Linked DNA regions of Homo sapiens: region 2 is linked to region 1. Evidence: chromatin loops called from intact Hi-C (ENCODE). Cell type or tissue: spleen. All regions are shown on one strand.

Region 1 (5,000 bases):
TTTATATATATGCACATATATGTATTAGAATGATTTGTTTAATACAGACATCATCTGTTCCTTGAAAGATTGCAGAAAATTGTCCATTAAATTATTTGAAACTGATGTCTGTGTGTGTAGTTGTTAGGAGAAAGCAGATTAGTGAAGCTCTGGAAGTATATTATGCATTTCTCCTGTTATTTTTAGTTCTTATGCTGACCTTTGAGCCAGTTTTGATTGTTTATTGTCCTAAAAAGTAACTATTTCCCTAGATTCTCTTCTTATTGGGAGAAAGTTGTATAGAAATTTCTTATATAAAGTTTTAATCCTTTCCTTCTCTGAAGATGTGTCCTTTTTCCTATTCCTACCATTGTTTATTATTGTTTTTTCCTTTGTTTTCTTGATCAATCTTTCCATTTTGTTGGTCTTTTCAATGAACCACCTTTTGGTTTTATTGATCCACTACTCTTATTTTCTGTTTGAGATTTAATTAAATCTTGATTTTCTTTATTATATTTTTCTATATATTTCTTTCCTAATTCTTTACTTCTCCTTTGTTGAGGGGATTACCTTGTGTTCTGTTTCTAATACGTTGGTTTAAAACTTAATTTACTTGCAGTGTTTCTTATTTTCTAATAAATGCATTTTAGGCCATGAATGTTCATCTCTGTGCCACTTTGGAAATGTTTGGCCTTTATAACGTATAGTGTTTTCATTGGATTTTATTTCTTAGCCATTTGTTATTTTGATTTTGATTTCCTGGTTAACCTAAGAAGTGTTTGGGAGTAGCTTTTAAAATTTCTCAGTGGAACGAGTGGGGGAAGTCGTCCTCTGTCCTTTGGTTGTTTACTCTGATCCTATTACATTGTGGTTAGAAAATGTGTTCCTTAAGATTTCCATTTGTGAGAGTCAATTGTTGTTTCTTTTGTGGCCTAGTGCATAATCAGTTTTGAGGCTTCACCACATTTGAAAGGCAATATAGTGCAATGATTAAGAGTGTAGTAACTAATGCCAGATAGTAGAGAGGGTAGGAGCAGGGAGGATCAACACTAGGATGATTGGGGAAGGGTGATGTGAAGTCCAGCTCTGCCACTGCATACATGTAGAGGTGGGGCAAGCCTTGTTTCTTCCCTGTAAAATGACGGTATTAATAATGGTGCTGCCAGCAGGCTGATACAGGTTCTTGTCCTTGCCCCAGAAAAGAATTTGAAGGCCAGACCAAAGTGAAAGTACAGAAGATTGATTGCAGAGCAAAAGCAAATACACACTCAAGAGAGGATTGCAAGTATGCTCAAAAGAATGAGCCATGCCCAACCTGGCCAGAGCTCACATGCTATATGGATAAGCATAATGAAGTCATGGAATATTACATAATAAGAGGAGAGATTGGCTGGGTGCGGTGGCTCAGGCCTGTAATCCCAGTACTTTGGGAAGCTGAGGCAGGCGGATCACCTGAGGTCAGGAGTTCAAGACCAGCCTGGCCAACATGGTGAAACCACATCTCTACTGAAAAATACAAAAATTAGCTGGGCGTGGTGGCAGGCACCTGTAATCCCAGCTACTCAGGAGGCTGAGGCAGGGAGAATTGCTTGAAAACAGGAGATGAAGGTTGTAGTGAGCCGATATCGCACCACTGCACTCCAGCCTGGGCAACAGAGTGAGACTCCATCTCAAAAAAAAAAAAAAAAAGTGGGGGTGGAGCAGGGAAGGGATTTTCTGGGTAATGAGTGGGCAATTCCCAGTTGGGGTGCCAGCATTTTCTTAACTAAATATGGTTAATTTGGAACTGCTGTGGTGTCAGGTCCGTGATGGGAGTGGGAGGTTTCCCCAGGGAAGTTTTATGGTAATAGGGGCATAATGTAGCCCCTATTTGAAAACTTCAAATTTGTCGTCCTACAGAAATCATCTAAATGTGTAAAAACAATCCAGTACTTTAGGAACACAGACCATGATATAATTGCTTGAATTTAAAAGTCTCCTAAGGTTAAAATATTTAGTTGTGATTACCTTTCTTTTGGTGTTATTGAGGTATAATTGTATAAATTGAAGGTGTAAAACATGATGATTTCATATATGTTTATATTGTGAAATGATTACCACAATGAAGTTAGTTAACATATCCATCATGTCACATAGTTACCATTGCGTGTGTGTGATGAGAATATTTAAGATCTACTCTCTCAGCAAATTTCAAATATGTAATACATTATTGTTAACTATAGTTTCCATACTACACATTAAATACCCAGAACTTATCCATCTTATAACTGAAAGTCTGTGCCCTTTAACCAACATTTCCCCATTCCTCCGACTTCCAAGCTTTTGGCAACTGCTATTTGACCCTCTGTTTCTATGATTCAACTTTTTTAGATTCCTCGGTCTGAATCTAATCTACCAATGGGCTTGTCATACATGGCCTTTATGGTATATTTCATTTATACCCAATTTGTTAAATGTTTTTTATCATGAAAGGATGCTGAAGTTTTCAAATCCTTTTTCTGTGTCTATTAAAATGTTCATATGATTTTTGTCCTTCATTCTGTTAACGTTGCACAACACCATTATTGATTTACATGTTGCATCATCCTTGCATCCCAGGGATAAATCCCACTTGATCATAGTAAGTGATCATTTTAGTGTACTGTTGAATTTGGTTTGGTTTGGTAGTATTTTGTTGAGAATTGTTGCATCTATGTATATCTGGAGAAATGGCCTGTAATTTTTTTTTTCTTGTAGTATACTAATCTGGCTTAGGTATCAAGGTAATGCTCATAAAATTAGTTTGGAACTGTTCCTTGCTCTTAATTTTTTTTTTTGGAAGAGTTTTAGAAGGATTGGTATTAGTTTCTTCTTAAATGCTTGGTAGAATTCACTAGCATAGCCAACTGGTTTTTCTTTAATGGAAAGTTGTTTACTTATTCAATCTTTTTACTCATTATTGGTCTGTTCAGATTATCTGCTTTTTCAGGATTCAGTTTTGATAGATTGTGTATTTCTAGGACTTTATCTATTTTTTCTAGGCTATACAATTTGTTGATGTATAATTGTTCATAGTAATCTCACGATTCTTTGCATTATCATGTTATCAGTTGTAATGTTTCCTCTGTCATTTATAAGTTTATTTATTTGAGACTTGTCTCTTTTTTAACTTGGTTAGTTTAGTGAAAGAGTTGCTAATTTTGTTTATCTTTTCAAAGAACAAGTTCTGAGTTTTGTTGATCTTTTCTATTGTTTTCCTATTACCTATTTATTTCTGCTCTAATCTACATTATTTTCTCCCTTCTGCTGCTAACTTTGAGTTTACCTTATCTTTCTTCATCAACTGTAAAGCTAAATGGTTTAAGATTTTTCTCCCTAATGTAGGTGTTTATAGCTATAAACTTGCCTCTTAGAATTGCTCTTCCTGCATCTCATTAAGTTTTGCTATGTTGTGTTTTCATTTTTGTTTGCCTCAGGATATTTATGTTACCTTTTTGGCTTCTTCTTTGATCTATTGGTTATTCAGGAATGTGTTGTTTAATGTCCTTACATTATATATTCCGTACAGAAGTTATGAATTCTTCAAATTTCCTCCTGTTATGGATTTCTAGTTTCATAATATTGTGGCCAGGAAAGACACTTGATATGATTTCACTCTTGAATTTGTTAAGACTTCTTTTGTGGCCTAACATATGATTTTTTTCCTGGAGAATGTTTCATATACACTGGAGTAGAATGTGTATTCTGCTGCTGTTGAATGAAGTGTTCTATATATGTTTGTTAGGTCTATTTGATCTAAAGTCTGGTTCAAGATCAATGTTTCCTTATATTTTTCTGTCTGATTGATCTATGATTATTGACAGTGGAGTATTACAGTCTCCTACTAACATTGTATTGCTGTTTCTTTCTTTTTTCAGTTCTGTTAGTATTTGCTTTAGTTATTTAGATGTTGCAGTGCTGTATGCAAAAATATTTACAGTTGTTGTATCCTCTTGATGAACTGTCCCCTTTATCTTTATATATTGATCTTCTGTATCTCTTGTGGCCATTTTTTACTTAATGTATATTTCATTTGGTATAAATATAGTCACCTCTGCTGTCTTTTGGTCACTTTTTGCATGGAATATCTTTTTTCATCCCTTCACCTTCAGCCTACCTGTGTTCTTAGAGCTAAAAGGAGTCTCTCTCTCTCTTTTTTTTTCCTTTGGCAGAGTCTCACTCTGTCACCCAGGTTGGAGTGCAGTGGTGCTATCTCGGCTTATTGCAACCTCTGCCTCCCGGGTTCAAGCAATTCTCCTGCCTCAGCCTCCCGAGTAGCTGGGATTACAGGTACCTGCCACCACACCCGGCTAATTTTTATATTTTTAGTAGAGACGGGGTTTCACTATGTTGGCCAGGCTGGTCTCGAGCTCCCGACCTCAAGTGATCATCCGCCTGGGCCTTCCAAAGTGCTGGGATTACAGGTGTGAGCCACTGCGCCCAACCTAAAATGAGACTCTTCTATGCAGCAGATTGTTTGATATTGTGGGGTTTTTTTTAATCCATTCAGTCACTCTATTTCTTTTGATTAGAGAATTTAATTCATTTATTGATAGGTAAGAACTTACTATTGCCACTTTGCTAATTGTGTTCTGACAGCTTTGTAGTACTTTTTTTCTTTCTTTTTTTCTTGTTGCCTTCCTTTGTGATTTGATCACTTTTGAAATGATATACTTTGATTCCTTTCTCTTAATCTTATCTACTACAGGTTTCTACTTAGTGGTTACTATGAGGCTTACATAAAATATTTTATAGCTATACCATCCTATTTTAAGCCAACAACTTCAAACACATACAAAACTCTACACTTTTACTTCTCCCCTCCCTCACATTTCAGTCAATTGATGTTACAATTTACATACTTTTTATATTCTGTCTCCAATAACAAATTACTATATTAGTACATTCTCACACTGCTCTAAAGAACTACCTGAGGCCAGCTGCAGTGGCTCACGCCTGTAATCCCAGCACTTTGAGAGGCCGAGGTGGGTGGATCACTTGAG
Region 2 (5,000 bases), 50 kb after region 1:
TCTGACTCACCCAGATTAAAAAAGGCCTCACCCAGGCATTTCATCCACTCCTGTGATTTCAGTCACCACCCACAACCTCATGATTCCTACATGTGTATCTCCAGCCAGCCCTGTCTTCTAAACTCATTCATCCAAGTGTCAGAAGGCTCCTGTTGGAGATTCTGAAGGCCTTAGACTTCACCACTTGGATGTTACTCAAGACCTTCAAACTTAACACCTCCAAAACTGAGCACATCATCTTTTTCCCTAAAACCAGCCTTTGCTCCTCCAGTGTTCTTCATCACTGAAACAAACTATTAATTGACCCTTTATTTCAAGATGAAATTCTCAGGGTTATTTATGAACAGAAGGGAAAAATACAGTGAGGAACCACAAAAGAAAAAGAGATTTCAGATGTAGAGCCCATCCCTTAATTTAGCTGTGGGGAGTGGGCAGTCACTAATGTTGGGGGGAAGGAGAATCTTTGAAGGGGAGTGGGCACAAATAAAAATGTTTACAAATCACAATTTAGGATCACAGCCACAAGAACCTGAAAATAAGAAGTGCTCCTGTGTCATGTGTTTTCCAAAAGGTGTGCCAAGAAGCCAAGAAGCAAGGACTGAAAGTAGTCAAGCATCTGACATGATGGGTAAGGCTACCCTAGGGTCTTGGGATGGAAGTGGCTCAGTGGATATCACAGACACTGGGTAGGGATGTGGGAAGTGATCAGAGTTGAAGCAAAGCATGAAACAGCCTCTGGATCACCAACAGGAAGTGGGCCCACAGGCCCCAAGCTTCAGAATTTCAAAAGTCTGAAATCATAGTCCCGGTTTCCTGCTGCACTTGACTGTGAGCAGACTGTGACAAAGAACAGGTTTGGTGCCGCCAGAATCCTGTTCTCTACATTTGCTTAACCCGACCCTTTTGGGAACTGCAGGGAGGCAAGAGATCATTATAAAGCCATATTTAACAGAATGGGCTCTCTTGGTTAGGTGGTAAAAAAATACACTGGTAAACATAGTAGTATCTCACTATATTAGCATATCAATAGTAAAGTGTTGAATTTATAAAGCGAGTTCCATCCTTGTTCTTGAAAAAAAAAAAAAGAAAACATGTTCTTCCACTCACAGGTAATAGTGTCATTTTGTCACAACTTTGGAAAGGCCTAAAAAGACAAATAGTCCTGCTACCTGTCAGGAAAGAAAAATCAGATACCTACTCTTATGCTAAAAATACATTGTTTTGAAAGATATCCTCTGGACTGTTATTGATTTATATAGTGATTTCCTATTAACTCTTGCAAGTAAGATATTTAATATTCATAAAAATTTTAAAGCTGAACAGGATAACCGTTGCTGTCCCTGTTTCATAAATGAGGAAATTGGTGCATAAAAGTAATGAAGAGCTGTTTCAAAGTCTCAGAGAACTAGACGAAGACCTTAGACATCAATTCAGTGTCTGTTTCCTTTGGAAGGAAGACAGATAAATTATACTCAGAATATTGTTATAAACGCAAGCCTTCCATGCAGTGTGAATTGTCATAAGATTTATAAATTTTACTTATAAATTACAGTTCTCTGACCACTACCTGTCACTTTCTAGATACCATGGATGTTGAAAACAATTCTACTTTGGAAAAACACAGTGGGAAAAGAAGTAAGAACAAATAAGAATTTACTTAATTTTTATGTTACAAATGAACTATTTTTTAATGCTAAGGTTTATTATCATCATTTTCTTTTTTCAACTTTTATTATAGATTAAAGGGTGCATTTGCAGGTTTGTTACATGGGTAAATTGTGTGATGCTGAGGCTTGGTGTCCCAAAAATCCCATCACCCAGGCAGTAAGCATAGTACCCAACAGATGGTTCTTCAGCCCATGCCACCCTCTCCCCCTGCCCCATCTAGTGGTCCCCAGTGTCTCTTGTTCTCATCTTCACATTTATGTGTATTCGATGTTTAGCTTCCACTTGTAAGTAAGAACATGCAGTATTTGGTTTTCTGTTCTTGCATTAAGTTGCTTAGGATAATGGCCTCCGCTCCATCCATGTTGCTGCGAAGGGTGTGATTTCATTCTTTTTATGGCTGCATAGTATTTCATGGTGTATATGTGTGCCACATTTTCTTTATCCAATTCACTGTTGATGGGCAACTAGATTGGTTCCGTGTCTTTGCTTTTGTGAATAGCACTATAAGGAACATATGAGTGCGTGTATCTTTTTGATAGAACAAGTTATTTTCCTTTGGGTATATACCTAAAGGTAGTGGGATTGCTGGGTAGAATGGCATTTCTGTCTTTAAGTCTTTGAGGAATTGCCACACTGTCTTCCACAATGGTTGAACTAATTTTACCCTCCCACCAACAGTGTATGAGCATTCCTTTTCCTCCACAACCTCACCAGCATCTGTTATTTTCTTGACTTTTTAATAATAGCCACTCTGAGTAGTGTGAGATGGTATCTCACTGTGATTCTGATTTGCATTTATCTGATGATTAGTAATGTTGGGCATTTTTTTCATGTTTGTTGACCACTTGTATGTCTTCTTTTGAGAAGTGTCTGTTCATGTCCTTTGCCCATTTTTTAATTGGATTTTGTTTTTTGCTTGTTGATTTGTTTAAGTTCCTTGTAGATTCTGGATATCAGACCTTCGTTATATGCACAGTTTGCAAAAATTTTCTCCCATTCTGAAGGCTGTCTGTTTACTCTTTTGGTAATTTCTTTTGTTGTACAGAAGCTATTTAGTTTAACTGGGTCCCACTTGTCAGTTTTTGTTTGAGTTGCAATTGCTTTTGGAGACTTAGCCATAAATTCTTTGCCAAAGCCTATGTCAGGAAGGGTATTTCCTAGGTTTATTCTAGGATTTTTATAGTTTTAGGTCTTACATTTAAATCTTTAATCCATCTTGAGTTAATTTTTGTATAGGATGAGAAGTATGGGTCCAGTTTCGTTTTTCTTCGTATGTCTAGCCAGTTATTCCAGCATCATTTATTGAATAGACAGTCCATTTCCCATTGCTTATTTTTGTTGATTTTGTTGAAGATCAGATGGTTGTAAGTGAGCAGGTTTGTTTCTGAGTTCTCTGTTCTGTTCCACTGGTCTATGTGTCTGTTTTTGTACCAGTACCATGCCATTTTGATTACTGTAGCCTTATAGTATAGTTAGAAGTTGGGCAACGCGATGCCTCTAGCTTTGTTCTTTTTGTTTACAATTGCTTTGGCTATTCAGGCTCTTTTATGGTTCCAACTGAGTTTTAGAATAGATTTTTCTAATTCTGTGAAAAATGACGCTTTTATTTTAATAAGGATGGTGTTGAATCTATAAATTGATTTAAACAGTATAGTCATTCAAACTGTATTGATTCTTCCAATCCATGAGCATGGAATAATTTTCTATTTATTTGTGCTATCTCTGATTTCTTTCAGCAGTGTTTTGTACTTCTTCTTGTAGATATCTTTCACCTCCTTGGCTGGATGAATTCCTAGGGATCTCATTTTCTTTATGGCTATTGTAAATGGGACTGTGTTCTTCATTTGATTCTCAGCTAGAACGTTTTTAGTGTATAAAGATGCTACTGATTTTTATGCATCGATTTTGTATTCTGAAACTTTACTAAATTTGTCAGTTCCAGGAGCATTTTTTTCTACTCCTTTCATAAGATAAAACCTGAATGCCTTTTAAAGTAGCCATTTATTTTTTTCAAAATGCTCATGTTGCTTTATTCTGTCTTCATCTTGCTTTTCATTCTGATTTGAAAATAGATGTTCTTGTGAACATTGGTGTCTATCTTTCCAGAATTTTACTATGCATGTATTAACACGTTTTGGAATATAGTTTTATTTAAATGAGTAACTCTGTACACACTTGTCCTTTCTTGCTTTTTAAACTAATATACCTGGACAATAAAAACGTTTTAAATTGAAATATAAAAAGTCTTATTTCAGAGCTGCTTTAATGTGCATTGTTTTCATTTTTAGTGTCGTCAGGAATTTTTCATTTATTATCGGTCATTTCTTTTTCTTCTTCATAAAACTCTTTGTCAGAGAATGCTCTGTGTTTCTTTGTTTTGTTTTGTTGTGTTTTTGTTTATTTTTGACGGAGTCTTGCACTGTTGCTCAGGCTGGAGCACAGTGGTGTGATCTCGGCTTACTGCAAGCTCTGCCTCCCAGGTTCACACCATTCTCCTGCCTCAGCCTCCCGAGTAGCTAGGATTACAGGTACCTGCCACCACACCCGGCTAATTTTTTGTACTTTTAGTAGAGTCGGTGTTTCACTGTGTTAGCCAGGATGGTCTCGATCTCCTGACCTTGTGATCTGCCTGCCTCGGCCTCCCAAAGTGCTGGGATTACAGGCATGAGCTACCACGCCCGGCCCTCTCAGTGTTTTAAGTCATGGTGTTTTTCTTATTATTCTGAATGAATATAGAACTCTTAAATATTATATATATTAAATCTTGGTCATATACGTTGCTAGTATTTTGTCCATTTGTTGTTTTTCTTTTAGATTTGTTAAGGGAATCTTTTGTCCTAGAGAAGTTTTAAATTTTTATGTAGTCAAATTTGTCAGCCTTTTTCTGACTGGTTCTTGGGTTCCATATCATATTTACAACAGCTATTTCTTCCTCAATATTTTAAAAATATTGTTTTATATTTGATTCTAGAAGTTTGATATAACTGATCATTTTTAATGTTTACATATGTAATCTACAGGGGGTTTGCCTTTCTGTGTAAGTGAGGTGGGAATTTTAAAAATATTCTCCACACTATGGCATGGTGACATGGTGATTTGAATCACCACTTTGATTACACACTGCCTTTACCTGTCTATATTCTATGTTCTTCTTTTGTAATTGAAGGCACTACAGAAAAGAAAGAAGAGCTCAGAGGTAGAACCATCCTGATGCTTCATTGGGGTGAATTTTAGAATGAGCTCAAGAAGATCTCTCCCAACTCCTTCCCAAGTCCATTGAAAGCTCTGATCAGAAATGCATTGAACTGGCTAGGCATCATGGCTTATGCCTA

The links. A loop is a pair of places that touch in the nucleus more often than their neighbours do. Peaks named below come from ENCODE experiments on the same cell type or tissue, not always from the same donor. Only the 100,000 strongest peaks of a DNase experiment are listed, where the experiment ranks them.
Region 2: it touches region 1 in a loop (2.1-fold over the local background); 6 of 110 quality-filtered maps call a loop at or near these places.

What each region holds. Positions count from the first base shown.
Region 1 is chr2:230,423,018-230,428,017 of GRCh38, forward strand. All of the region lies in intron 2 of SP100 (SP100 nuclear antigen), which reads left to right. Among named protein-coding and RNA genes, the nearest start is that of SP100, 9.3 kb to the left of the region's middle. In spleen, no CTCF peak of the experiment used is centred here; no DNase peak of the experiment used is centred here; H3K4me3 peaks cover 1,840 bases; H3K27ac peaks cover 1,189 bases.
Region 2 is chr2:230,472,813-230,477,812 of GRCh38, forward strand. It overlaps SP100 (SP100 nuclear antigen), which reads left to right. Exons shown (of 29, transcript NM_001080391.2): 16 at 512-628; 17 at 1,582-1,635. The region is part of intron 3 of LOC101928816 (a long non-coding RNA gene); the gene reads right to left. Among named protein-coding and RNA genes, the nearest start is that of SP100, 59 kb to the left of the region's middle. In spleen, no CTCF peak of the experiment used is centred here; no DNase peak of the experiment used is centred here; H3K27ac peaks cover 2,111 bases.